Regions from separate parts of the Homo sapiens genome. Here region 1 is linked to region 2. Evidence: chromatin loops called from intact Hi-C (ENCODE). Cell type or tissue: Calu3. All regions are shown on one strand. Links, peaks and the distances in the headings refer to the core of each region. The heading gives the core; the rest is flanking DNA.

Region 1 (15,614 bases), core at 4,426-6,925, 250 kb after region 2:
TGCATGGTGAGTGGAATGGCAGGGTTTAGTGGCAGCCTCAGTGATCTCATGGATGCAGAGCTGGTGGTCTTTATCATATCTCTTCTTGGTGAATCAGTATAGTCTCCAAAAAAAATGGATCCAGATAACTTATGGCAGATGATGGTGGACTATTATAAACTTAACCAAATGATAACTCCAATTATAGCTGCTATTTAAAAGATGATTATTTACTAGACAAATCAATGCAGACTCTGCCATGTATATGCACTTATTTATCCTGTAAATGCATGCTTTTAAAACCCTTAAACATTCATTTTAGAATCATTTCACATTCACTGAGAATGAACAGCAGCACACATTTATAATCTTGCTTCAGACTGTGTTAATTCTCCCGTTCTCTGTTACAGCATGGTCTGAAGTGACCTTGGTTATAGAGAAATTGTATAGGGTATTTTACTGGTGCAGTATATTCGTGACATTGTGTTAATCAGATCTGGTAAGCAGGAACTTGTAAGTAATCTGGATATTTGTTCACAATGTTGGAGAGAAATGCAATAAAAATTAAGGGGTCTACCCCTTTGAGTAAGGCTTAAGAGATCAGATGATCTGGGTCATGCTGAGACATATCCTCTAATGTAAAGGTTGAAACATTACATTCTGCATTTCCTGTTACTAAGAAAGAGATGTCATATTTGGTAGCTCTCTGAATTTGGAAGAAAGCACTTTGGTTATACTGATCCATCTTATTTATTGAGTTACTCAGAAAACTGCTAGTTTTGAGTGGTCCAGAACAGAACAGAAGAGTTCCAGAACAGGTCCAGAACAGAAGAGTTTATAGCAGGTTTAAGCTGCAACATTGTTTGGATCATATGATCCGGCAGGAGCTATGTGGAGTTTCTCTAAGCCCCAATGTAAGAGTCATAGAACCCTTCTTCCAGACTTTTGACTACCAGCCAAGCCATTGATCACTGCCACGAGTTCATGGATATCTTTACCTCAACCACTTATCCCTCTGCATGATGGCAAATATACTGCTGGTATCCATTGTATATAAGGATGCTATGTGGAATCTCTTCCAGCTTCAGTAAGAAAGTCATAGTACTCACTCCTTAGGTTCTGGAGCAAGGCCATCCAATCTGCAGCAGAGAAAAATATTCAGAGCTTGAAAAACAACTTCTATAATGCCATTGTTCCCTGACCCTAGGGCAGGAAGCTCCTGACCATGGAACATTAAGTAATTATGCAACCAGAAGTGCCCATCACAAAATGAATATATTATATCCACCAAATCATAATATCAGGAAGTAACGGCAACAATCCATTGTACAATGGAAATGGTATATTCAGGATGGGGCTCAAGAGGGTCTGAAGTCCATAAACAAGTGACACAACAGGGGACCAGAGCCCCATGTTACATGTCCCTGTTGCATCAGTGCCTTTTCTTTCACTTACAGCTATGGCCTTGTTAGGGGATACCTGAAACTAAATGATAGATAAAGAATCAAAACAAAACAAAACACCCAAGCCTATATCTCTCAGATGGGTTGACTATGTTGATGAAAGCCAGAAATGGACTTCTGCTACATTCTAGCCCAAATCAAAAGTGGCTCTGAAAGATAGTAGAGAATACATTCCTCCAAGTGGGCAGACCTTAAAGCAGTACACCTGGTAGTAAACTTCATGAAAAAGGAGAAGTTCGGTTAATGATATACATGAGCACATTGGCAATGATGAATAGCTGGGCTGGTGGTCAAAGGTTTGGAAGAAGCAACATTGAAAGATGGGGATCAATCTGAAGAAAAAGCATGTGGAAGAACCTGCAGGAATGTGTCTCTGATTAATGCCTACAAAAGTATCAACCACAGAATAGCCACCTGGATAAAATGACTCAGCCAGTGGATATCAGCCAGACTTGTTTTTTAGTTACTTAAATGATAGTATAGGGACTCACACATGGAGTAGCAGAAATGGAGATTATGCATGGTCTCAAAGGCATGAGATGTTTCTCACCAAGCCTAATATGGCTACTGTTACTCCTGAGTGTTCAACCTGTCAGCAGCAGAGACTTGTAAGCAGACTTGCACTATGCTCTCAATTTAGTCTTCTCTGAAGAGACCAACAAACTACCTGTCCTCACATTGATAGCATTCTATTTTTTCCATCCTAGAAGGATAGCAATTGTCCTGACTGGCATTAATATTCTAATTAGGCTGGCCTTTCATACCTTACTGCCTTCACCATCACCAATATCTGAGGTTTCATTGTGTTTGACTTATTATCACTTATTATCACAGCATCACATATATTATCTTAGATCAAATGATCCACTTTATAGCAAATAAAGTATAACAATGGCACATGTTCAAGAGCTCCATTGATCTCACCAGTTACAGCACCTAAATGTTTCCAGGCTAATAAAATGTTGCTTAGAGCCAATGGGAATTAATATGCTCTTTCCCTGATCAGTAAAACATGCATCTAGGAACCAAAAGGTGAACGTTGGAGTGCCTTCTCCATTATTACTCCCCATGGCCCACTTGGTGAATTTGCGCTGGACTAGGGGCCTTGTTGTCAAAGGGGATTATGCTGCTAAGGTTTCTCTAAATCTAAGCTAACCACTGCCCACTTCTTTAAGGGTTGTCATGCCAGTAGACAAGCAGGTAAAGAAAAAGTTTCTTTACTATTATAATTGGTATAATTACACAGTAATAAACACATGCCATGAGTACCATGAGGAAATATCGTTGCTACATATTACATGATGTGGGCAGAGAAGGATATGTCTAGAACCTAGAGATGCATTAGGTCATAGGTCACATCTTAGTGCTTCCATGCTCATTGATAACTGTGATTAGGCAATTATAGCCATCATAACCTAACAGGATACCTGCGGTGCAGACTCCTCTGCCTGGATTATCCCAATAGACAAGCAATTTAGTTTGGCAGAAACGTTGGTTGAAAGTGAAAGGAAACTAGAATGGGTAATAGAGGAGAGAGATGATGAATATCAGTTGTGGTCTCAAGATCAAGTGCAATAGCCAGAACTAATCTCCCTCCACCATTTTTTTTTCCAAAATTGTATCTGGTTACCATTTTGAAGAGGCTTTGCCAGGATGGATGGAGTGAACTTGACTTGGGTCACAGGTAGATCTGAAGAAATAGTTGACTATAACAGGTGTTGTCTGTGCTCCTCCCATATCATTGCAGTGTAAAATGGCCTGTGACTTTTAACTGGGTGAGGGCTTTCTCTTACACCACAACTTGCCTTGTACAGCAGCTTGAAGTGCTGGATAATTCAAATCCCCTGAGGGATCCCTCAGCTAAGGGTGATGGAAGTTTGTGCACAAATATCTCAGCTTTATCCCCTCTCAAGTGGGCTGAGTCTGTGGAATTTGTTTTACATTCAATCTGTAACATGATCAATCTCTAGTTACTGATAGTGGTAAACTAACTTAACAACACTTTCTTCATTGGCTGCCCTCAAATTCCTATCTCAGTTCTCCATAACCTGACTGGCATTTGCTTAGCTCACCTCCCTAATAAATAAACTTTTTCCACTTGAATTCTCAACTCACAGTCTGCTTCTGGGAAACACAAATGAAAAAAAGCATGCATTGCCCATTTTGGCTTTGAGCTTTACCTCACCAGTGCAAAAATACTCAGCAGTCAGATCAGGCAATCTGACAGCTGAATATTTCCTTTGCAAGGGTTTTATAGTTTACAAAAGCTGCAATGGCAGGGAGCTTTTGTAAACTACAAAATCACATGGATTACATGAAGTAATGTAAAGGCTAGCATTTCATTCTTGAGGCTATCTAATCCCCTTTGGATTACCAGGATGTACAGGGCTACTTGCTTTGAATTCCAGTACTTCGAGACTCTTAGGCTTGTTATGAATAATACTTATTGAGTGTTTAATATATTCTGCCAACTGTTCCAAGTGCTTTACATATGTTGGTTAACTTCATCTTCAGCAATCCTATGAAGTAATGTAAAGTATCTATGGGGTAAAATTAGTTTTCTTGATGCTGAATCCACGATCATACCACTGGTCTTCTCCTATTTACTCATATCTACCTCTTCTAATATACATGCCTAAGGGAGCAGATGAATAAGCTCTGCACAAGATAAGAGTAAGTAAGTCATTAACAAGTGTCACTCAACTTTGTAATACCTGTTTAGGTTCTTCAGATGATTTTTCAGATGTCTTCATACAGTGAAGTTGCTAGATAAGTGACTTATGGAAATTGTATATTTCATATGAATTGCAACCCCTATTTAATGGATTTGCCCTTCCTGTTTCTGTTTTCATATTCCCTCCCCATGATGTTAGAGCTAATTCTAGTCTTTTAAATTTGTGAGTTATAGTCTCAATTTAAATCAAATGCTTTGGGCATAGGTATATAAATTCGTGTTCAAATATACTTAAGATGTATTTGTTATTGTTGTGTGCTCCAAAACTTAGGGTAACTAGATGGGTATATATTTAGTGAAAGAGCACAAGTTGAAACTAAACCAAAAACTGTTATTATGATTTAGTTGTTTAAAAGAGTGAATCATTTAGAGGCATATATTTGAAGTGATTATCTGATATATAAACCTTTAACTAGATCTTAAAATATTATATTTTAAATTTAAAACATTGCTTTGAAATGTGACTTTGTAAAAATAAATAAATAAATAGATAAATAAATACATAATTGTATTCCCAGTCCCTTTCTCATTGAAGATAGATTGACTTTAGGTAGACTTATTAACTAAATTATATATAAGTTATGACTACATACTTTCCCTTCTTGCAGTCATAGCCCTTCTAATTCTTTCTTTATTAGTCAAAATTTTGACATATTTCATGTAATATATTTGCTGTTTGATGTATGGTACTATGAAAATTTGTCATCTGGCTATTTAAATATTTACTTCAGTGAGGTATAATAGAATTAGGACAATTGATTGAGAAAGGCACTATTTAGAAGATAATATATTATAATTGTGTAGTATTTTAGCAGGATAACTACATCATTAGCTTCATATTTATGCATATTCTTCTTTATTCCTTCTGAAGAGAGTCAGCAGCTTGAGATTTGGCCCAACAGCTACTGACAAGGGAGCTTTCTGCAAGGATAAAAGCTTTGAAAATCACTACAAATAAAGCATCTTGTTTTCCATTAAGTTACATTCAAATATCCATGTACTGTACCCTGTAATTAAGTCAAATATCAATTTTAATCACTGCATCCTTAGTACATAATTTCTGTAATGCAATTGCAGCAGTATAATATGGAGCAGCTAAAATGCCCTCGTTAAATGGAATTTTAACTGCGGGAAATTGAGATACAAAGAAAATCATCATACCTGCACTTAAGCAGTTAAGCTGAGAGATTTATGTTTAGGAAAGTAGGGGAAGAGAGACTGGTTTAATTCACAAATTATTGTCCCTGCTAGTCTACATCTATGATTTTGAAATAAGAATACTGACTATGCTTTGATTTTAGAGAGTATCTGAGAGTATCTTTAGAGAGTATCTACATCTATGATTTTGAAATAAGAATACTGACTATGCTTTGATTTTAGAGAGTATCCAAAGAAGTTCCTTAAAGATAGGACTCCTATTAGTTAATAAACTGATCCTACAATTAAGTTTGAATGCTATTATCTCAACAGATAGCAACATTAATTTTGGGGAAGAAAAGTATCTTCCTTTTGCTAGCTTTCCAAGAAAGGAGTTTGACTGTGTGAGTAAAAGCTTTATTATTTAAAGTACAACTTGCAGCTCTTCAATTAGGAGCAATTTCAAATGTCAGATTTAAAGTCTGTAGAACATCTCACATAAATGTAGCAATTGCCTTGTACATCACTTGGCAATAGTTTAACTCTGTTTAAGACTGGAAGAAAATATTTTGAGTAAAATAGAAATGACAAAGTAACTACTAGATGTCATCATATTTTCTTTATATTGACACATTAGCATATTAGGAAAAAAATGTCTGGTCATATATGGATATTGCCAGGCTTAAAACTCTTGCTCCCTTCAGTGAGCTGGCTCAACATTCATACTGTCATTGCTCCAAGAAATGGAAATCATCTGAGATGTCATTATGTAGCTAGTGGATCTAGAGCCTTGATAGAATATTTACAATTAAAAAAGACAAAGTTTTGAAAAATCCATGAATAATTCATCTGACTATTTACACAAGACATTCAGCTGAAATATTCCAGTGTTGCATATACAAGTGCATGCTTAAGCTACTCCTTTTTCTTTATGATGAGAGGGAAATAGTTTGCTGGGCACACCCTTCTTGTCAATGGTGCAAATCCTTTTAGAATCCAATTTTGAACCTGCCATTTGGATTAGGTTCATGTTCATAGCTTTTGAATTATTGATTACTTGAAGGCCAGGGCATCCCAATCTGTGTCATAGATGCATAATTTATCATGATATTTAAAAGCATGTATATCTTAAAGGCTTTTGGAACTTTATTTCAATGCCTAATGACAACATATCTGGAGCTTTTTATGTTTTCAAAGTCTTGGCAAAAAGACAGGGCCTTCTGGTGCTGTGGCCTCACGTGACAGCTCAGTACCTTTTAATGTCCCCTTTCTGTCTTTGAATTTTATACTTTTCCTTTCTGATTTGGTTCTTCCCCTGACCCCCAGTCCTTCACATCACTAACTCTTTCTTTGGTCTTTGTATATGTTTTAAGACTCTATTTCACAGGCCCCCCCATGGTGCCCCCATGTTTTCTTTGCATCTCTCTTCTTTATGTTCTTCTTTTGTGCATTCTGCCTTTTTTGATTTCTGCTGCTTGAGAAAACCCTTTCAGACATTTATTTCCTATTTATTGTGTTATTTTTCTTTGTAGGAAGAGCCTAGTTAATTTATTACTGGTCTGAATTTTGTCTCAGATGCCTCTAACATTTGCCACACCACAGTGAAGAAAAGGGGTGGAGAATGGCAAACTTCCTTCAACTTCTGTTGTTAGAATGATAAAAGTTGAGTGGGGTGATTTCAAAGCTGGGGGTGATTCAAGCCTTCCTCTTCTCCAGAGTTCACGTCAGCCACCACCACAATGAGGCTGCCACCTTCCCACTTCCTTGCTCTTAAACCTAACAATGACAATCAGTACTCAGTCACAAACTGACAGAAATTCCAACTTGCAGAGTCAGAAAAGAAAAAGGGGCCAAGGATTGCTGGTGAGACGGAAGAAGCTTGAAGTGCAGACACATGCTTAAAGGAAAACTGTTTGATAAAAACACCCCATTTTTCCATTTTAAATGCCTTTTCAGTTTTTGTCTCAATTATTTTTAATCTTTCTTCTAAAGTGAGGTTTGAGTAATCTTTTTTAGAATGTAATCTTTATTGGTCCATGAATTAAGACAGATTATTATAAAGAATTATTGTTTTATGTATGGGATACAAATCAGAATTTACATTTATGTTTTCTTATTGTTTTTGAGGAACGTGACTGCTGCCTAGAATAAAATATTCTCATAAAAGGGTAGTGTTCACAGAGATACATATAATGGCTTATTGAGGCCTTTCTTCATATTTTTTATGTAGAATTAAATACACTTATTATGAAGACATCTTAGGTGATATATTGAGAAATAAGATTTAAAATGTGATTCAACATTTCTGCATACTTTATGTAACCTGCCTGTGAAAGAACCCTAGGGTTGGTGAAGATAATGACATACTAGCAGTGTGATACCGCTTATTAAAATTTCTATATGTCGTTGTTTTCTTTCAGAAGATCCAATTTGATCCTTGGTGTTTCAAAATCCATCTAATGCAGGTTTTCTCCTGTAACAGAAAAGGGCTATCTACAGGCAGGATATCCCATTTTGGTATCCTGTTAAGTGACTTTTAGACTTCCAGAGTTTGTCTTCTTTACCACTTGATATTGACGTCTTACTGCTCTTCACATCTAAGCCAAAGGATAGCGTTTTCTTCTATATTAATTCAAAGGTTCTTTAAGATCCGTGCACACAGGCTTTGTTTCACACCTTTGAACTAAGGTGCCTGGGATGCCTTCCATTCCTCAGAACAGACAAAAGCGAGCTCTCAACTCTTCTATTAAATGACTCAAACTTGAGTTTTCCTATGACAGCTTTCTCAGCAAACTCCTAACGAGGCAAAATTGGCTACTCGTGGCTTTGGTTCTCTGTATCCAGCACATTTTTCAACAACAGCCCCTAGAATACATCGGGGCACCTGAGGTTGTGCTTGAAACAAAATAGGCATTCAATATCTACAGACTGGCATCAATATTGACACTTACAGACTAACAGAATGACTGACTGGTTAGATATCTAATCACTTGCAGTGCTCTCATCAAGCCCATGATGGATTAATTCACACTCCTATTCTTTTGCATATGCTTTCTCTCTGGTCAGAGTCTTGTCTAGCTGAGTCATTAAGGTAAGAAGAAAATGAAGAGGAAAGAGGGGAGAAATAGCCAACATGTACCAAGAACCTGCTGAGCCAGGTACTGTGCCAAGCACTTTAATTAGTTAATTTAAGCTCACAATAACCAAATGAGGCAGGAACCATTATCATCCCCTTTTGACAATATAGAAAACTGAAACCAGGAGATCAATGAACTTTCCCACAGTTACACAACTAGTGTGGAAATTGGACTTAATTTCTATCTGTATGACTATAGCTCTCAAGCTATTAGGTTGGTGCAAAAGTAATTGCGGTTTTTGACTTTTTTTTTTTTTAAGGCAAAAACCACAATTACTGTTGCACCAATATAATGATAACCTTCAATCATTCTAACTTATTTAGCTAGCGAATGCAAACTGGTTTTACAAAATCTTTGCAGCTAACCATTTCTCCAAGGAGTAGAGCCTGGCATGACAGACATTTCAATGTTTCCCCTTTGTGCAGAGTTAGATGAGATTATTACTATGTGACTATTCCGATTTGTGTTTTTCCTGTTCCTTGAAGGCATGGATGATGTCATCTTGTCTCCTGTGCCTGGATATTTCCTGAGTCCTAGTTGAATAAGTGAGTGAATGTTCTTATTGTACAAATTTTTATCACAGTTATCATATGCATTGCAGCTATTTATTTTATAATCTTATAATCTTTTTTCCTGGCCTTCCTTCTGATGTTGTTCAGAAACATCTGCCAAATGAATGAAAGAATGAAAAAGTGAAGTTATGAATAAACACAAGTGATTGTGGTATGGAAGGCTTGTTTCCAAATCTTACTTGCCAGACTCTTAAAAATTTATTTGTTCTTATCTGTCTGAATAATTCCAACTCAAATGTCAAGACTCAAGATATGCATCTTTTCCTCAGAAAATGCCACCGTCCCCAATATTTACACCCAGGGTACACCCAGACTGACAGAGAGAAAAGGCTCATTGTTGGAGCTTCTATCTCTGACCAGAGCTGGATGATGGCACTTCCCATGCTGTAATGCAACACTTTATTTTGGTCTAGGTCTCCTGATAGGCTAAGACCTAGAGACTAATATTTTATTTAACTGTATGTCTTTAATATGTAGTATATTTCTTAGTATGCAGCCAACAGTTATTGACTATTAACTGCTATTTGTTGAATGAGTGAGTCATTTTGTATATTTATAAATAGGGGTAGGATCCCAGAAAATTAATTAAAGGAAAAAGAAGCTAGTTAAACTTTTAGTTTATTTTTTTATTTCCCTAGGTTTTTGGGGAACAGGTGTTATTTGGTTACATGAGCAAATTCTTTAGTGGTGATTTGTGAGATTTTGGTGCACGCATCACCTGAGCAGTACACACTAAACCCAATTTGTAGTCTTTTATCCCTCACCCGCCTCCCACCCTTTCTCCTGAGTCCCCAAAGTCCATTGTATCATTCTTTTTTTCTTTTGAGACAGAGTCTCACTCTGTTGCCAGGCTGGTGTGCAGTGGTGCCATCTCGGCTCACTGCAACCTCTGCCTCCTGAGTTCAAGCAATTCTCTTGCCTTAGCCTCCCAAATAGCTGGATCTACAGGCACGCACCACCACGCCCAGCTAACTTTTTGTACTTTTAGTAGAGATGGGGTTTCACCATGCTGGCCAGGATGGTCTCGATCTCTTGACCTCATGATCCGCCCACCTTGGGCTCCCAAAGTGTTGGGATTACAGGCGTGAGCCACCGCACCTGGCCCATTGTATCATTCTTATGCCTTTGCACCCTCATAGCTTAGCTCCCACTTATGAGTGAGAACATACAATGTTTGGTTTTCCATTCCTGAGTCACTTTACTTAGAATAATAGTCTCTAGTTCCATCCAGGTTGCTGCAAATGCTGTTAATTTGTTCCTTTTTATTACTGAATAGTATTCCATTGTATATATATATATATGCCACAATTTCTTTATCCAATCGTTGATTGATGAGGATTTCAGCTGGTTCCATAGTTTTGCAATTGTGAATTGTGCTGCTATAAACATGTGTGTGCAAGTATCTTTTTTGCATGATGACTTCTTTTCCTTTAGGGAGATACCTAGTAGTGGGATTGCTGAATCAAATGGTAGTTCTACTTCTAGTTCTGTAAGGAACCTCCACACTGTTTTCCATAATGGTTGTACTAGTTTACATTCCCACCAGCAGTGTGGAAGTGTTCCCTTTTCACTGCATCCATGCCAACATCTATTTTATTAATTTTTTTTTTATTATGGCCATTCTTGCAGGAGTAAGGTGGTATTGCATTGCAGTTTTGATTTGCATTTCCCTGATCATTAGTGATAGTGAGCATTTTTCACGTTTGTTGGCCATTTGTATACCTTCTTTTGAGAATTGTCTATTCATGTCCTTAGCCCACTTTTTGATGGGACTGTGTGTTTTTTTCTTGCTGATTTGTTTGAGTTCATTGTAGATTCCGGATATTAGTCCTTTGTCAGATTTATAGATTGTGATGATTTTTTCTCCCACTCTGTAGGTTGTCTGTTTACTCTGCTGACTGTTCCTTTTGCGTGCAGAAGCTGTTTAGTTTAATTAAGTCCCATCTATTTATCTTTGTTTTTGTTGCATTTGCTTTTGGGTTCTTGGTCATGAAGTCTTTCCTGAGGCAATGTCAAGAAGGGTTTTTCCAATGTTATCTTCTAGAATTTTTATAGTTTCAGGTCTTAGATTGAAGCCCTTGATCCAACTTGAGTTGATTTTTGTATAAGGTGAGAGATGAGGATCCAGTTTCATTCTTTGACATGTGGCTTGCCAATTATTCCAGCACCATTTGTTGAAGATCAGTTGACTGTAGGTATTTGGGTTTATTTCTGGGTTATTTATTGTGTTTGATTGGTCTATGTGCCTATTTTTATACCACTATCATGCTGTTTTCATTACTTTGGCCTTGTAGTATAGTTTGAAGTCAGGTAATGTAATGCCTCCAGATTTGTTTGTTTTGCTTAGTCTTGCTTTGGTTATGCAGGTTTTTTTTTGTTGGTTCCATATGGATTTTAGGATTGTTTTTTCTAGTTCTGTGAACAATGATGGTGGTATTTTGGTGGGAATTGCATTGAATTTGTGATTGCTTTTGGCAGTATGTTCATTTTCACAATACTGATCCTACCTATCCATGAGCATGGGATGTGTTTCCATTTGTTTGTGTCATCTGTGATTTCTTTCAGCAGTGTTTTGTAGTTTTCCTTGTAGAGGTCTTTCAACTCCTTGGTTGTATATTCCTAAGTATTTTATTTTATTTTATTGCAGCTATTGTAAACGGAGTTGAGTTCTTGATTTGATTCTCAGCTTGGTTGCTATTGGTGTATAGCAGAGCTACTGATTTGTGTACATTAATTTTGTATCCTGAAACTTTGTTGAATTCATTTATCAGTTCTAGGAGCTTTTTGGAGGAGACTTTAGGGTTTTCTAGGTACATGATTGTATCATCAGCAAACAGCGACAGTTTGACTTCTTCTTTACCAATTTGGATGCCCTTTCTTCTTTCTCTTGTCTGATTGCTCGTCAAGGACTTCTAGTACTATGTTGAATAGAAGTGGTGAGAGTGGGCATCCTTATGTTGTTCCAGTCCTCAGAAGGAATGCTTTCAACTTTTCCCCATTCAGTATGATGTTGGCTGTGGGTTTGTCATAGATGGCTTGTATTACATTGTGGTATGTTCCTTGTATGCCGATTTTGCTGAAGGTTTTAATCATAAAGGGATGCTGGATTTTGTCAAATGCCTTTTCTGTGTATCTGGAAATGATCATGTGATTTTTGTTTTCAATTCTGTTTATGTGGTGTAACACGTTTATTTACTTGTGTATGTTAAACTGTCCCTGCATGATATGAAACTCACTTGATTGTGGTAGATTATCTTTTTGATATGCTGTTGGATTTGGTTAGATAGTATTTTGTTAAGGATTTTTGCATCTATGTTTATGGGGGATATTGGTCTGTAGTTTTCTTTTTTTGTTATGTCCTTTCCTGGTTTTGGCATTAGGGTGATACTGGCTTCATAGAATGAATTAGGGAGGATTCCCTCTTTCTCAGTCTTGGGAAATAGTGTCAACAGTATTGGTACCAAAGTCCATTTCACTCCCCTGCAACCTCCACTGGATCAGGTGCTGGTATCTATGGCTGAGAGACCTGAAGATGGTTCACATAATGGGACTCTGAGCAGACACCCCCCAGTACCAGCCCACGGCCTGGTAGCCCTGCGGGGTGGCTAGATCCAGAAGAGAAATAACAATCACTACAGTTCAGTTCTCAGGAATCCACGTCCCTAGGAAAAGGGCAAGAGTACTATATTAAGTGAGCACCCCGTGGGACAAAAGAATCTGAACAGCAGCCTTGAGCCCCAGACCTTCCCTCTGACATAGCCTACCCAAATGAGAAGAAACCAGAAAAACAAATCTGGTAATATGACAAAACAAGATTCTTTAACACCCCCCAAAAATCACACTAGCTCACCAGCAATGGATCCAAACCAAGAAGAAATCCCTGAATTGCCAGAAAAAGAATTCAGAATGTTGATTATTAAGCTAATCAAGGAGGCACCAGAGAAAGGTGAAGTCCAATTTAATTTTTAGTTCTTTAAGGAATCTCCACACTGTTTTCCATAATGGTTGTACTAGTTTACATTCCCATCAGCAGTGTAGAAGTGTTTGTGTGACTTGTAAGGAGGTGGAGATTGCACCTACCAGTAAACTTCCCTTTGGAAATAGTCACGTAGTGCTGTTAAAAAGTATATAATAAAAACCACTTTAGGCCAATAGTTGTAAAAATGCAACCCAAGGCTTCCAAAATGTTAGCAACAATACTCTTAAATTCCAGCAGATGGTAGTGTTGTTATAAAAATCTGCCATCCTTGGTTAGCTAAAATAAAACACATCTCACTTTTCATAAAAACACTTTTGTTCTTTTTTCCTTTGAAAAATGAAGAGAAAAGAGGGTGCCCAATAACTCTTCTTTCTAGAAGCTTTAAGTAAGAAAGAAAACTTAAAAAAAGAAAGTGGTCACTGTTGGTCCATGATAGAAGAATTATAAAAAAGTTTATTTTTCATAATTGATGGTATATAGATAGATATGGATGATATATATTATATATAAATATAAAATTTATATGAATATAATTATGTCACAGAAATGATAAAAATGATATATTGTGTGTTGGTCACTATTTATCTACATGTAATTATATGTATATAAATTGCATATATCATATACATAATTTTTTTCTGTATTTGCTGTTTAGGATTGGAGAAGGAACAATGGTCCCCTTCCCCACATCTACAACTATCAACTCTTCAAAATATGGTTAAAAAGGACTCTAATTATTTAAAAATATAATAATGTATCTTTCCATTGCTGGGGTGTCCATGTTTGTATTACCTTGAGATCAAATTCTGATAGAGTATATGGGAACATTTCTCTTTTGCCTTAGTCCAACCCCACATTTATTAGTCCAAAATTAAAATGCATATTATCTTTTGACTGATCAATGAAATGGGTACCAGTCAAAGATTACAAAGAAAGATTTCAAGAAAGACTTCAGAATATCTGAGTACTGTACAAGCAAACAAGATCTTGGTTTAGATTATTTGTTAATACTTCCTAAAGTTCAGCAATTTCTTATAGAACAACTGAATGATATCCTGAAGTAACACATATTTCTGCTGTTGTAGAAAAGGAAGATAATTTTCTCCTTAAATCTTCTTATTCTTTTTATGCTTGCATCTATTTAGTATACAAATCAAAGGGATAAAAAACTGATGTACAGACGGTCCCCAATTTACAATGGTTTGACTTGACTTTTTGACTTTATGATGGTGCAAAAACCATGCACATTCAATAGAAAGTGGTAAGACGCTCTCTTGTGATGCTGCAGCTCCCAGTCAGCCATGCCATCACGAGGGTAATCAACTGGTACTCTGTAGTGTCCTGTGTTGCCAGATGGTTTTGCCCAACTGTAGCCTAATTTAAGGTGTCTGAGCACATTTAAGGTAGCCTAGGCTAAGCTACAAGGTTAAGTAGTTTAGGTGTATTAAAGGCACTTTTAAGTTATGATATTTTCAACTTACAATGTTTATGGAGATGAAATGTTACGTTAAGTCAAGGAGCATCTGTATAAGCAGGATCATTATCCTTATATTAATGAGATCAAAAAAGAGAAGCATTCACTAAGACAATTTATTTCTTTTAGTACTATTTTCTTGATAAGGAAAAAAGACAAGAAAAGTTGACCAAATTTTTAAATATTTACATTTTATATTTTTAAAGCATATCAATTCTATACAGGCCACCTAAATATTAGACGTTCAGATAAGTGACTTCTAACATATTCTGAGGGCATTTTTATATGTATGTAAATGTGTTTATATAGACATTTACATACATATATAGACATTTACATACACATATTTATCTTTACATCTCTGAAATTAGTATTGAAATATGTGAGAAACAGGATTTGTTGTGTGTGCTCATTTTAAAAACACTGTATAACTGTGTAAAATATTTTTCATTGTGGAAAATGGTTAGATGGTATTATGTAGAATTATTTTACAGCCGGTGACATAAGGGGTGATTTTTTCAAAGAATTCTTTTACTATTTTGAAGTGTCCTTTTAAAAGAATGATACTTTTTATAACTGATAAAATAATTATTGTAATATAAAATTCAATGTCCAAAGACATTATCAGGAACACACTGATTATTGAAAAAGTAGTTTGTAAAACCTGATGTCTAATATATTAATGAAAATAAAATTTATTTTTGTTAATCTAGGTCATAACTGCTTTTGGAATATCATGAAACATATGAATGAATTTATTCCAAGTGAAAAATCATTCAGTAGAGTCAAACTATAGTGTTTTCCAAAGGAATTTCCTTTTAATGACTTGCAGATGTTGTTGTGTTTAATGTCAATAAAAAATTGAATTCAGTTTTTGGACATAAAAATTTACATGAAATACATCCCCCGAGTACATTAAGTGTTTTCATATTCATGAAAAAGACCATTTGGAAAAGAGTAAAAACAGATATTTAAAAAATTTATTACTAAAAATGTTTGTTAAATATTATAATGACTTTCCTAGAGCAATCCCTTAAATTAAAAACCTAAGAAAATAATCGATTTTATTTTAGAGAGAGAAAGTGTTTTTAGGATTGAGAAAGAAATTACTTCTTAATATTTCAAAATCCTGTACAGGT
Region 2 (15,614 bases), core at 7,424-9,923:
AAACTACAGATCCCTCACAAAAGATAAAATCCTATTGGGTGACCAAAGTCTAAAGCTGTGTTGGGTGCTTAGTAGGAGCTCTCAAACAGGGAGTTTACTAAATATCTGCTGTGTTAGATCATTCTAGAAATTACCTTCTGTAAGCATTTTTCATAACTTCAGGATTCTGCACAGATAAGGCTGAAGAGGGAATTTGAGCTCAGATTCATCATTAGGGTTTCAAGAGATTGATGGCTGTTGTCGTGGCCCCAAGGTCTGCACTGAAGGGAGGAAGCCACCTAGTCCGGAAGTCAAACCCTGCCCTCTTGTGGTATCACTGCCATAGACACTTCGGGGAATCTGACAGGATCAGAGGGCATCGATCTGTATCCTTCCGGTCTGAACTGACTGCAATATTTAAGTGTAAATTCAGCTTGCATTCACATTAGGCCTTTTCTTCTTTGTGGAACAGTACATTAAATATAACATGTAATCAAGGCTTTCATTAGAAACCAAGTGGAGAGAAGAGAGAAAGAGAGAGGACAAAGATACCATACTTAGTTACAAATGTTACTTTCTGGAAGTTTGACAATTACAGAGTTTCACTTACTTAGCTTGATTCTCTGTTACTTGCCTTCTCTACAAAACTGCTTTTCTGACTAATAAAGGCATGGAGTAGTTTTTGTAGGCAAGGAGAAACAATTCTGGGAAAAAGCTTTGTAAGGAGCAATATTAATAGACATCTATGCCCAAAATTTGATTCCTGTGGTATTTTCCCTACAAATTTCTTATAGGCTAGTTCAAGGAGAAAAGCATCATAAAGTTTGAAAGACCAGCTAAATCAGTGGAAATTATACTCTCCCCTTTCCCATTAAGAACTCTATTCTCTTACTATGAAAACACCACTGTTCTTTCTTATCTCAGAGTGCAGCCTTTTCTGTATACTGATGCCAAATGGGTAACATTTTAGTGAGACATTTGAAGTTGTGATATGCAACTCGGTGGGGGACAAACAAGGTCATTTAAAAGGTCTCTTCATTGAGAACATCAGAGCTTTCAAAAGAGGCACACAGCCTTTCCCGCATAATTGGGGGTAAATGAAGAAAAAGCCCATAAAGTACAAAAATTAAAAAAACGGACGGAAACACTCAGAATTAAGAGTGAAAAGATATCATGAATGCTGATGCTGAATCTTAACACACAAAACCAAAGGCAATGAGTAAAAGAGCAATTTAACTTAAGAAGGTGATGAACATAAATCAGTTGACTGCAGGCCAGGCATGTTGGCTCACGCCTGTAATCCCAGCACTTTGGGAGGCCAAGGTGGGCGGATCACAAGGTCAGGAGCTCGAGACCAGCCTGGCCAGCATGGTGAAACCCCGTCTCTACTAAAAATACAAAAATTAGCCAGGCATGGTGGCATGCACCTGTAATCCCATCTACTCGGGAGGCTGATGTAGGAGAATCACTTGAACCCAGGAGGTGGAAGTTGCAGTGAGCTGAGATCATGCCATTGCACTCCAGCCTGGGCAACAGAGCGAGACTCCGTCTAAAAAAAAAAAAATCAGTAGACTGCAGGATTTAGCAAGGGAAAAAAGAAACTTAGAACTAGAATTGGGGGATTCTTCTTCGCTTCTCTAGAAATTGAGATCTTGGACAAATCATTAAACCTTCATTGATCTGACAAATGGAAATAATATTATGAAGCCTCTACCTTGCCCTTGGAAGAGTGTTTTAAGATTATGTGTACAAAATAACTTTTTCAAAAGACAGTATATTATACCCATTCAGTATGAATACACTAGATACAATAAAAAACAAGTTTGCTAAATAGCTGAAGTGCGAAGCTAATTTATAGACCAAGAGATATATATTCAGCACCTAGAATCTTAAAAAGGAATATTAATTTAATTAATGTTAGCAGAGTCTATTATCTGGCTGGACTCATAGGAAACACCACCTTTGCAGTCTCACAGGTCAGGGAGAACCTGTCTCCGGCCGGGTGTGGTGGCTCATGCATGTAATCCCAGCACTTTGGGAGGCTGAGGCGGGTGGATCATTTGAGGTCAAGAGTTTGAGACCAGCCTGGCCAACATGGTGAAACCCCGTCTCTAATAAAAATACAAAAATTAGCTGGGCATGGTGGCGGATGCCTGTAATCCCAGCTACTTGGGAGTCTGAGGCAGGAGAATCGCTTGAACCCAGGAGGAGGCGAAGGTTGCAGTGAGCCAAGATCGCGCCACTGCACTCCAGCCTGGGCAGCAGAATGAGACTTATACATATACTAAGTAAATTGCGTCATAAAATTTTACTTTACAGATGTAATTTGTTGCATTATTATATATGGCCAATAAATTGATTATAATGAAGTTAGAAGCCCTAATAATACAAAAATATATAATGATATAATTTGTTATTAATCCCATAAAGCAATTTAAAGAATTACTTTTGGGGAAGAAGTGAAAGAATAAACACATAAAGTACAAATGACTTTAAGTTAACTTTATGTTGGAGGAAGAAAATATATCACACTATAGACCTTTGGTTGGTGAATCAAACCTCAACTAATTAAATGACAGAAACTTCCTTCAAAATGCAGGATTCAGAGAAAAATTTTGTTGCCTACAGCTCCCCTAGTATTCATATAAGTCTCTTCTGTGAATTATCTGACTTAACATGTGGTAATTGTTGTTTTTTAATAGAATTTCATGAGTTCACTTTCTAATAATTATACAACACTGTATTGTTTCTGGCAATAACATTTTTGGTATTACTTTATTACTATATAAAATAATGGAAAAACAAATTAGGCTAAATATTTTTTGTACTCAGAATAGAGCAGGCAGATTTGTGAAGTTCATTAGGACTTTGTGAGAATAACATAATATGCTAATAATTTTGGATATTTTGATATGAAAAAGATTCTAATTCAGAGAAAATATATTTTTGGAATCAGTCTATTCCAGTAGCTATAGTTGTGTAAATAAGTCAATGATCAGCTTAGAGTCATTCCCTAGATAAATTACATGGTTTCTTTATATCTTATCAGAAACTAGTATGTTCTCTTTACATAAAAAGTCATTCTGCAACTTACGGACTTTTGATTTAGGTTTGGAGGGTAGCTGTATCTCCTGTGAGTCAGGAAGTCACAAAAATGTCTGCTATAGAAAGAAATTCATGGGTCAAATTTATTGATTTTCTTCTTAAGAGAAATACAAGAATATACATGTATACCCTTTGTCTGGTAAACATACACAATTACTATATTATCAAAGATGTTTTGGTTGTCAGGTTATCCAAGTAAAGTCTATTTTAACCTAAAATGTGGTTGAACTACTATTCTCTACAGTCTTTTGTTTTCCTTGTAAGTCAGAGATTCATAAGAGAGTCCTTGTAAGTCAGAGATTCATAAGAGAGTCCTTGTAAGTCAGAGATTCATAGCATTCTATTGTTGTTATGGTCCCTAGACATTATGCATTCCAGGGTTCACATATTCAAATACATATATAGGCTGGGAGAAATAGGTGAAGTGGACATGGTGGTGAATGGAGGGCCCTCCCCCTTTCTTGGAGGGGGGCCACGGGGTCACTTCTCAGCTATAGTCAACTGTGCCAATTGTAATGAGGTGGGGGAAAACAGCTAACTTTAAAATATAAACTTAAAATTTCAAATTTCATGTGAAAGATCCTATTTTAAAATGTTTTCAACTAATATATATATATATTTTAAAACCCAACACTGTGGAACCTAACAGAACTCTTCTAGATTAGATTTAGTTAAAAAGGCTGCCAATTTGAAACTTAGGATCCAGGCCAACCATCTCATTTTAGAACTGAGACGAGACTCCAAGCCCCAGAAAGATGTTGCAGACCCTCATTCCAATGTTTTAACTAGACTGAAGACTTGAAGTATGTCTCTGTTTGTTAGACATTCCCCCTTCCATTCCACATGCAGCGATTCATGGCTGAATAGTTGGAGGTTACGGTAAAACACAGAGATGTGACAGGATGAGTCAACTGTCTACCCTTGATCTCACACAGCCAGCTTGCATAGTCTGCACTTCGTGAGATGTGCCTGACTCAGTCTGAGGAAGCTTTCAGAATGGCAGCCTGAACTTCACCCCTACCCCTCATTGTTCTTGCTAGCAACTTATTTTTCCCTTTTCGTTCTTCTATCCTGGAAAGCATACTGTTACATCTCTTAGAGCTGTTGCTGCTCTGAAGTGCTCCAAAGTGAAGTCTCTATGTGAGTGAATACAGCATAGAATCCATGATTTGGGTATTCTTATACTATTTTGACATTTACTCGACAAATATTATCTTGTGTTCAAAAGGTCATCAGTAGTGAAAGGGACTGAAGCTATTTCATAGAGCCACACTCAGTGGCCCTGGCTAGATGACTGGTGAGGAGTTTACATTTTAAAATATTTTAAATAAATACTGAAAATATTTATTTTTGAATAGTTCTTATCAAGTGTTTCTGAAGTGAACTTTGCTACAAATAGGAAATTATCTGTACATTTATGTTTTAAGGCTACATTTGTCCTTTTGATACTAATGTATTTCCTAAATACATTCACTGCAGATTTGGGAATACACACACATAAAAAAAGTGCAGGAAGAGAACACATTGCTACACTGACTGAGGGAGTTACACAGGATTAATCCTGGATGAATATGGAGTATTTCTGATTAATAGTAACACTTGGCTAGCACATTCATTGTTTGGGATTCTATCCCTAATAAAACTTCCTGGACAAGCAAGTTGATTTTTCAGATTTACTGAAAAATAGTTTAATTCTCATGAGCATATTTCAAACTCTGTACAAGGACAACATGGACATGTATACTTTGGTTAATTGCTTGGTTGGCTGGAAGAACATAGTTCATGATTTCATACACAGCTCCTTGGATGTGAAGCGTTGGGAGATGCAAAAATGCTGACTTCCATATTAATTGTATTTCATGTGAAGAGATAATATTTCATGAGTTTTAACTAGAGTTTTGGGGTAAGTCAGAAAACAGAGACGGAAAATGGTGGTCTGATGATGCAAACTCTTGTAACTGACTCAGAAGGTGCCATGTTGATGACTGCGGATGGCTTGATGGCTACCTCATGAAGAGGCTCAGTCTAGAGTGGAGTATCAGTGCATGAAGGGAGTGGAATCTGTTCCAGGCCAGCAGGGACCAGAGTGAGATGAGAAAGGGGCTACAGAGTGGCACCCTCCCGCCTCTTCTTAGAATGAAGGACTTTTTCTGAGAGTTCAGCATTAAGAAAGGATGAAGCATGAAGTATTCAGCTGCTGGGAGGAAACTCAGCGTCCAGGGAAGAATGTTGTGGGGATGTGAAACAAATGTAGTCTTAGCATCTGAAGTCTCAGTTTAAGTTTTCATCTCAGACATTGTAGTTTTCATCTCTAGAAGTTCAATTTCAGTCTTTTTTATATCTCCCATGTCTTCATTTAATATGTTCAAACTTCCATCAAGCATTTTGAACATATGAAATAGTCATAATAACCATTTAATGTAATAGTGTAATAATCCTATCATCTGTGTCATTACTGACTGGGTCTGTTTCTATTCATTTTTTTCTTTTTATGGGTTGTACTTTCCAGCTTCTTCGCATGCCTGGTGATTTTATAATGGATGCTAAACATTGTGAATTTTACTTTGTTGGATATTGGATGCTTTTGTATTCCTACAAAATTTCTCCAGTTGTTTTCTGAAAAGCAGTTGAGTTACTTGCAAATAATTTAATTCTTTTGAGTCTGACTTTTACGGTTTCTTAGGTGGTACCAGAGCAGCAATTAGTCTAGGGCTAAATTTTTCCCATTCCTGAGGCAAGAACCTACTGAGTATGCTACCTGATGCTCCATGAATTATGAGACTTTCCACTGTGGCTGGTGGAAATAGCAACTATTTTCTAGCTCTTGATGACCTCTGGGGCTTGTTCTCTCTAATACGTTTGGGTGATTATTTGCCCACATGCACTGAAGCACAAGGGGTACCATTTGCAGATCTCTGGGTTCTCTGTGCAGCTCTCAACTCTCTGGTACTCTGAACTCTAGCCTCCTTGGCCTCTCTGGACTCCCAGCTCTGTGTCCTTAACTCAGAGAGGACCTCGAGTTCTGCCTGGGTGTACCATCCCTGTATCATGCCTGCAAACTCCCTCCAGGCAGTGGGCTGGGACAATCCCAGGTCATTTGTTTCCTATCCTCCAGGGATCACTGCCCTTTGTTATCTGATGTCCACTCTCTTGAAAACCATTGTTTCATATGTATGTCCAGTTTTTAAAATTGTTTTAGGTGGGGAGGTAAATCTAGTCCCTGTTATTCCATCTTGGCTGGAAGCAGAAGTCTCTGGATTTGAGTTTTGCTCCTACATCTTACATGCTACTTGATTTTGGAAGAACTACTCGGCTTCATCCTCCTCTTTGCCCATTTATGAAGTGGGGATAATACTGCAATGATTAATCGATGGAGTCATATAGGGGAAAACATGTTATAGTCTACATGATTAGGCAAAGGAACACTCATACACTGAGAGTGGGCTTTTACCAAAAGGACTGGAGCTGAATGAACATTTTCTCTCCCGAGCAAGATAACCTGAGCCACTTTTTCTTGACCACACAGGGATAACTACCTTCTTTGTTGCCCTCTAGCCAATTAATGACCTTGCCCTTTTACCTTTCTGAACCTTATAGGACAAACAGACAACTCACCTCGTCCCAGAACCCATGGGGCAAAAAACAAGCTTATCTGAAATGTTTTGCCAAAGCTATACCTACACAGGATTATAGCACCACCAACAAATTCTGTGTGATTTGTAGTAATAAAAATCTCATTTGTTCTTATTTACACCTTAATTTAAAATAATCCTTTTCACTAAACTGTGAAGTAGAATGAATAAAACTATTAATTGAGAACATCTGCCCACAATTATAAATATATGGAATTCACTTAGTTATAATCAGTACATTAACATTTGAAAAGAAAATGATTTTTTAATGCAAAGATATCTTTCTTCTGACATATTAAAATTCCAACACACTAAAGTAGTAACGTGAGTAAAAAAATAATAAAATCCTATGGCTTTTTTATTGCATGTTTATTTAGGCCAAACCGGTACGAGGCAGCTAGATTAATTACTTTTATACTGTTAAGTACTGTACATAGTTAATTATTTCATCTAAGTTGTGTGTGAGCCAAACCTGTGAATTACTATTCATGCAGGGCAATGATGATAATTTATGTACTCCCTCTATGCTACAGCTTGTTAATATATTATTTTTGATTTGAAACTAGATGTTAAAAGTTTGCAAGAGGCTTTTAGACTACCCCACGACATAAGTTCTAAAATTATGGATTTGAAAAATGAGGTCGACAACATGCTATGATAGGAAGTTATTTAGATGATGGAATTTTAATAATTTGGTATGAAAAAATACATTCTCCCATGTTTTCTTCTGATCTGTTGACACTTATGCTTTGAGCCTCTGTGTGTGTGTGTGGTGTGTGTGTGTTTCTGCTTGATTTTATGATGTGGTTGTTTTTTGGGTCCTTAGCTTCCTACACATCTACCACATGCACAAAACCTGTTTTCACCCACTCTCCCAATATGGCTAATCAGATATTTAATTGTAGCTACCTCTAACCCAATAGCTTCAAGTGGTTAGAGAGATGCTCACAACTACCATGAACTTTTCAAGATAAAGAGATGACACTGAATCTATTTTTAAAATGTGAGATCAACTTCTCAAAACTTCAATAACAGATTCCCAGAGATACTTGTACATAGTGAAGTGAAAGAGAACTTTAAATGTTTTACAGATCCAAATATTAAAAATTTAACAGAAGTTATTAAAGTAAAAGAGCAAACAAAGAAGAAATGAGTAAAAACAAAATATGTAACTAAAAAATAAAGAGAGCTGTCATAGAACCGGCTTGCTGCTCTGGGTGGCCCTGGATGGGCAGCGTTAGCATCAACTGGGAGTTTACGAACAAGACAGCCTCAGGCCCCACCCCAGACCGAGATAGAATCTGCATTTCAAGCAGATTCCCCAGATGACTTGGGTGTTCATTAGAGTTTGAGAAGCACTAGTCTAGAGGCACATGGAGTTTCCCTCTCATGTAGACTAAAAAGCCATCCAATCGCTGAGCTCACTGAAGTGTGGCTCCCCATGGACAGAACCTGAGAACAGCACAGGCAAGTTGAGGTGGCTGCAGATTGTTTTCATGGGGAGCCTCTGGAGTACAAAGGAAGCAAAGCCCCAGTGAGGCAAAACTGTGTACAAAAATATATGTTTCATATAATACAGAGATCTAGCAGCTCTGTTCACAAGATCTTTTAGAGAAAAATAATACAGATCCAGACTTCTTACTGTGACTTTGGCCAGAGAGTTTTTGCTTATTTAGAGGAATTGAGGAACATCTAAAAGGATGGGAAGTGTGCCACCTTCCCTTGAAGCCCATTCTGGCTTTTTTTTTCCTATGAAATATGTGAATTTTATCATCTGAATAATTTTAACTAACTTTTCCCCTTAAAATGCAGGCACTTTCTGCGCAATTTCCTTTTCTTGCAGAGGCTTTCAAACTGTTCAACCACTAGAGGTCTGTATTACCTATTTTAAAAAACCATTACTAGCTGGCTGAGACTTCCAGCTTTCAACTTCAATACCTAATTGCATGTTTTAAGATTTAAAATCTCAAGACATAACACCAGGGAATAAAAAAATCACAACACTTTAAGAAATGAAGGAGAAAACCGAATAGGAGCCCTTCCATTTGAAACAAGACTGAGTCTCCCCTGTTATTTCTAGTAGACAGCTGAGCACACCTTCATAATCTTAAACACGGAAATCAATGGCCAATCACAAATCACGAGAACAAAATTTATTTTCTTCAAAATGCCTATGCAAAATAGTTTTTATCTCAATATATTTAAAACCCATGTTTCAACTTCAAATTTTAAAGCATTTATTTTCCTATTGGAACAAAAGAAAAATTAAAGTGGTTGAATTCCCATTTGGTTTATTTAAAACACCAATTTTACTACTTTTATGAGGGCTTTAAAATAAAATTTCATTTAATTAGGTCATAATATATAGGTTTAAAAACTAATGTCCTTTCAGTCTTAGAAGGCTCTGTTGCAATTTTATAAACTAATGCATGAGACTGAGCTTGCCTGGTTAAAGTTATAATAGAGGTGACACTTGCTGGTGGCCTATACTGCAAGTTGGATACCCCAGGTTTTCACTGCGTTCCATGTTCACCTGGAGATTTTCACTAGAGTAGTCCATTTGGGTCTACCCTCTGCCAGTAGAAGCCCAGGCTCTGAGCCTTCCAGAAACCTGAACATGAGGCATCCCATTTACAGAGCCATCCTGATTAGAAATGATGAAACCTTTCCCTAGCATATGCAGCAGGCCTCCTAAAGAACTCCACACTCATGTATTCACATATTTAAGTAGAATGGTTGAAAATATTACAGACATAAAAGCTGTAATTTACTGAGTATTGCATAGAGGTTTGGGATTCTGATGCTAGATTTTCATAGATTCTAATTACGCCTGCATTTCAGTAAGTGGCTACATTTGTTGCCAGGCAAGGTGTAATACTAGGAAGCTCACTTCTTTTAAAAGGCATTATTGCATAATGTTCCTGCCCTGTAAGGCCTCTAAAAGCATAAGGACGTCTAGTGTGGCTTCCCTCTCAGTCTGTCACTTTATTAAAACACAACAATTTCCAAGTGTTATTTGGCAGATCAGCTGGGTTCATTTCAAAGGCTAATATTTAACAGAGGGGAAAATAACTCATCCCAATCCTTTTAAAAATTGTTTTCTATGTATTTGCAGGCAAATTGCCTAGTGTTTTATATAGATCTCAAAGGTAGGATTCAAGAATAATTTTAGTAATGTCTTACACTGCTTGGCTACATAATCAAAATGATCAATTCTACAGCAGAAGGAAACTAATTCACGGCACAATAATTTGTACTACAGACCACTGTATTTAAAGTAATTAAGTTTTTCTTCATTTCCTGTTACATTTCTGCCGATGGCTGGTGGCATATGAATTAACAATTTTCCTCACTGAAATGAGACATTAAAATATCTGCTTTATTCTATCCTGAACATTCCTCTCAGAGCTCCTGACTCTTCTACTATAATTCAAAATGGTGTTAGCTTATACTTGTACCCAGTATCAGTATAAAGCTATAATTAAATACTAGCACAGTGCTCATTTATATTTTTTTAAAATGCTGCAATTGTAGCAGTTAATTAAACAGTAACAGTAAGATCTTAGACTCTGGTGAATTTGGTGGGTTATTTCTGGGAGAAAAATGGTTGGAACCTAGGTGTCGGAATTACTCCCAAATTTGAGTTGCTGGCCCTGGCATTGGTTAGCCATTTGGGAAATTTAGGCTCAGTTTCTGTAAAGAAAATTGAGCCAATAAGATAATTTAGCCTATTTTTTTTTGTTGGATTAAATAAGAAAATACAGTGCCTGACACAGTGCATGACACAGTGCCTGACACCAGTAAGTGTCCAATTAATAGATGTTCACTATTATTTTGTCTGATCTTTTTTGTCTTCCTTTATAAAATGGCAACAACAATACAAAGGCAATAATTCCAGTTATGTCTAAGTGTGTGAGCAATAGATAAGAAAAACCACGTGTGTGAAACAGTACTGGGCACCAGTTGCTCCCCCAACAGTTTCCCCAAAGTTTTTGCCCTTAAAACTAGATCACTTGGGAGAGTCTCAAAGATGATTCATTGTTGGACTTGAGATTTATTTTTATTTTTATTTTTTGAATAAGGAGACTGTGCCATTGAGATTAATTCATCTCTCTCTTTTATTTTTTCTGATCTGAATGACAGCTTAACTCTGTGACTCTACCAGACAAAATAACTGCATTGAAACAAGAGTCCACCAGGGACAGAAACCATTTTCAGAGCAGTTAAAAAACTAAGGTTAAGAAACTATTCAAATTCAGAGAACTCAAAGAAAAAACCATAATCTTGCTTAAAATGCAACTTTGATTATTCCACTCCTTGTGACTTAGAGATGTTTGTTTTCTCTAAAATGCCGTATAATATCTCTTTTCAGGAGAGAAATCAGTGGCAGAAGGATTTGAAGGAAGTTGTGATGAACTAGCTTATTTTTTTTAATTAGGAATGAAAACTTCTTGTTTAAGGTTATGTATTGCATATTCTCAAAATGTTCTAGTTCCTTACATGGCTGGTTTTATGGGATGTTAGTAATATAGAAGGTACTGGGAAATAAATTCCTGTATAGTTATAAATAAATAACTGTATTTGCACTAGTTATAAATAAATAACTGTATTTGTACTATTAACCAGCCTTAGGACCTGAAATTTAACCAGGCTTAGGACCTGAAATTCTACTAGATCTTGTTCTCTTTGGATTATATTTCAGTTTAAAGAGCCACACATCTCTGTCAACTCAACACAACCCCATTTCTAGGAGCCTCCTTTTTAGTTCTGTGAGACCAGGGCTTCCATGAGAGAAGTATGGTTCCGTTGTGGGATAGGGTAGACTAGGAAAGGGAGTATAGCTGAGGAGCTCTGCCCAGGAGGACAAGGGCACTGGTGGAGTGCTCTGAAAAGGGCCTTGCTGAGGACTACTTTACCCCTTCCCTAATGTTGCTTAGACCTGTGGATCTCTGAACACAATTCAGTTTAATTTGCTAAAAAGGCATTTCCATAGGATACGGTTTGGGGGTAAGTGCCACTGTTGCATAGCATTTAAGTATGCAGCTGTGATCTGGGTTAACAAAATTCTGGATTTCCATCAGGGTACTAGTTGTTTGAAAGTTATCCAAGTCACAAACTCTCTAACGGTCAGAGAAATATGAAGATTAAATTAAATTAATTAATATAGTCACAGGTTCTCACTAAATGATAACAATTTTTAGCACAAAGCACATGTATATATGAATACAAGGGTAAACTAACTTTCTTATGGTCCAATTTTTCTGATATTAAAATACTTTCTAATGATAGCATTTAATTACCAATTTACTTAGATTTAGAACAATTTGAAATATGCTTGCTAAAATCTTATTTGACTAAAACAGTGACAATAAGCAAGAATAATGGCATTTATTTTTATCAGAAATTGCATTATTTTCAAAGCCCTTTAGGCCACAGCATTGAGCTACTATTGTTTTTCTCAGATAAAGGAAGCTGCATTTTTTTCTCATTCTACTCATGATTATTTCTTATTTCTTACTCTGGGGGATGTCTCTAATGGAGGCTGGTGAGGCAGCTACCCGTTTGGGGGAGACATGACATCACAGATGCTTGTCTTTTCCTTGGCTCCCATCTATTGGAAATAGTAACTAAGTCCTCTGCCTAAGCTGGTAGGAGAGGAGCTGTAGAAAATCAAATTAACAGGAGAGAAACTATTAGTCTTCATTTTCTTGTTTTCAACCTGCGAACACAGATTGTTAAATATGCCTATTCCCTAATCCTCATTAGGAAATCTTAAAGAATAGCAGGACATGAAAAAAGCATGGGGATTATGAGAAAATGCTACCATTGAAAAATAACACAAAGTGAGGATAGTTTTCTCTCATCCAGATTATCTGTACATTTTTAGAGTTAGCCTATTTGAAATTTTCCATTAAATAATTTTATTCCTACTTACATGTGGATGGATGATACACACACAATCCCAAATATATAATTTTATTTAGAATTTTCTTATTAGACTTGAAGATAAAATAATTTAAATGGAATAACTAGTACATGACATTTTGCACTCAGTGGTATCCCTAGGACTTGTTTGAATACATTGCTGTATTTATCTAAAAGGGCAAAGCTTTCATTAAAAATAATCTAGTGGCAATGTTGCACAGCCCTAATTCTCTACTACATGAAAAGTTATATTTTCAGGCCCAGAGACACAGGATTACAGGTCAGTGATAGGCAATGCATATTTGAAGTATACCAAAAGCACCAAATAATGTAGCTGAGTATCCAGAAGGAACTGACATAAAATGCAGGGGTCTAATTACTAGAGTCATTGCCACAGAACCAGTCATCGATGACTAAATTATGCACCTGGTTTCCTGGGAAAATCTGCAGTTTGGGGAACATTTCACTACACTTCAGAGCATTTTAAGTCTTTAAATCATTTAGCTTTTAAAATCCCACCCATTTCTCCTGTTCTGGCATCCATTCTAAATATGTCTCTAGTTCCTGTCAGTTCATACTCTTCAATACTTGATTTCACTTTTGTTATCCACTCTTCTCTGTGGTTTCTGAAGACCCTGGCATACTCGCTGTGCCTTGACCATGCCAGCACATTGCTGCCTCAAGGAATTTGCATTTGCTCTACCCTCTGCCTGGAGCGATCTTCTCCCAGATGTCCACATAGCTTCCTCCTTCTTCCTAAGAAGACCTTCCCTAAACACTCTTTTTAACCTGAAGCCTCCCTTCCACTTTATTTCCATTTTCCATGCCATCCAACATATTATAAATTTTACGTGATTGTTCTCATCTTTATGCACTGGAATGTAAGTTTTATGAGGCCAAGCATTTTTGTCTACCTTGCTCACGACTTTGTGCTCAATGCTGAGAATAGTGTCTGGCATGTAGGTGTCCAAAAACACTTATTGACTGAAACACAATAGAATCTGCTGCAAACTGTAGCCCTAAGTAGGAATACCTAGTGTTTAATATCCTCTTTCAGTAGTATTCCTATCATCATGACATTTCTTTGATATTCTTATTCTAGAGGCAAAGGGAAGAAACTTTAAGTTACCTCATAACTGTTCAATAACTAACTTCTAGGTCATGATAGTTGCAAACTGAAGTGCCATTGGGATTTGGGCAGTTAAATAACTGTGTGAAACACCCAGTATAAGGCATTAAAGAGTGCTAGAATCTGTGACAAATAGGAAAGTTTATATATTGCCCTACGTAAAACCATTCAGATTTGAAAGAGAAATCTAAAACATAGCCCTGTCTGAACAAAACCTGTCTACCTGTGGCTTCAAAGCCCTTTTTGGCTGCCAGTTGTGGCCAATAGGACCACAAGGACATTTTCTAAGTCATACTGGGTTTTTTTCTACCTCTTTTCAAATATATTCTCAGGCTTGGGTATGTGACTGACTCCACATCAGGACAGGAATACTCAATTGATCAAATCTAATTACATTTGCTTCCCAACTAAATTGTGTATCACCTTCCCCTCTTGTGAGAGGAATGGTTCCTCTTGGGTCCTCGGCATCTGATTATTGCAAACCTAATTGATTTGCGACATTTCATTAATAAAGTTAACTAAAACTAATTATACATATTGAGTAAAACTTGCCTGTGAAATGAATTTTTCTATTTAGCTTAAGGGTTCTTAATTGTTAGACTGAATTGCTGAGGAAGATTGCAGAATTACTTTCTCTTGGGAGACATACATATATATATATATATATTCCCCCCCTCCAACCAATATGGATTGATGGATGGTGATACCATAGAAACCAAAAAAGAAAAAAAATGATTAAATATGAAAGTTAAAGATACTGAAGCATTGTCCTAAGAAAATAAAACTGCAAAATAGGTCACACAGATCTCTTTAAGATGTTAAATTAGGCCTGTTGTATTTGTCACATTATCTTAAGGGGTTTGAAATTCAAATTTTCAAATGTATCCACATTTATTGTTTTATTCATAGTGTAGATTTTTCCTTCACTTAATTGGTGAATATTGTATTTCTCACTCTTTCAGAGAGTATGTTTTGTCTAATTCATCCATCTATTTAAATCTAAATTCCAGCAGAAGTCCAGGGGGCGCCTCCTACTACCTCAGTTGCCCCAAACTCAGCTGATACATTGTGAGCCAGTATTTTTCACAGGATCATTTCCAGCGCTCCTTCTTTGTTTAGTCATGTATAGATAAACATTCTGTAAGTGAAAGGAAGACTAGCTAGCATTCATTAATGGTTCAGTGTTGAATAAAATACGGCTGACCCATTACTGCTATACAATAATTTTGTATATCACATGAGATGCTCTTATGATTAATAATCTGAATTTGCATTGCTTTCACTTTCCCAAAGCAGACTGGATTTCTTGCTTTGCATTGTTAAGGAAGATACTTAGCTGTTTTATCTTCCCACTCTGTTCACTGACCAGGCTGGAGGGACCAGGAGGCAGCCAACTGCCCATCTTATTTTTCCTTTTTGACCTGGGAGTATTACTGAGGAGCAAAGGTGCAAGCTCTAGATCAAAAGACAGCTCTTACCCCCTGACTGGTTTCATCTACAGTGGCTCTGTTTTTTTCTGGTGTCTATACTGTGTGCAGAAGTATTTTGGCCTTGCCTAGAGGTGGGGAGGAAGAACGCTGCTTTGGATTGGATTTTGGACTTGCAATACCTTGTTCCTGTTGTCCCAGTTCTCTGGGTGAGATGAACATTTGTTTAGATTCAGGAAAGGCACTGAGGCCCAGTTTCAGATAAATAATTATTTTCCACCAGGTCTGCACTGTATTATTACATTTATGAGATATACTAGATCTTTCTGGGATTTAAAAAATGACTCATACATTTAAATCTTAAAAGTCTTAAAAGGAATGACTAATTGAAGGGAAAAGACAACAGCACTCTTGATT

What was found. Peaks named below come from ENCODE experiments on the same cell type or tissue, not always from the same donor. Only the 100,000 strongest peaks of a DNase experiment are listed, where the experiment ranks them.
Region 1: a loop joins it to region 2, with 2.4 times the contacts of the local background. A loop is called at or near these places in 3 of 110 quality-filtered maps.

What each region holds. Positions count from the first base shown.
Region 1 is chr3:148,457,761-148,473,374 of GRCh38, reverse strand. It overlaps LOC105374150 (a long non-coding RNA gene), which reads left to right and starts at 7,584. Exons shown (of 7, transcript XR_924571.2): 1 at 7,584-8,471; 2 at 8,936-8,995. In Calu3, for the core only: no CTCF peak of the experiment used is centred there; no DNase peak of the experiment used is centred there.
Region 2 is chr3:148,712,144-148,727,757 of GRCh38, reverse strand. The region is part of intron 2 of AGTR1 (angiotensin II receptor type 1); the gene reads right to left. Among named protein-coding and RNA genes, the nearest start is that of AGTR1, 22 kb to the right of the region's middle. In Calu3, for the core only: a CTCF peak has its summit at 8,568 (motif pointing right); no DNase peak of the experiment used is centred there.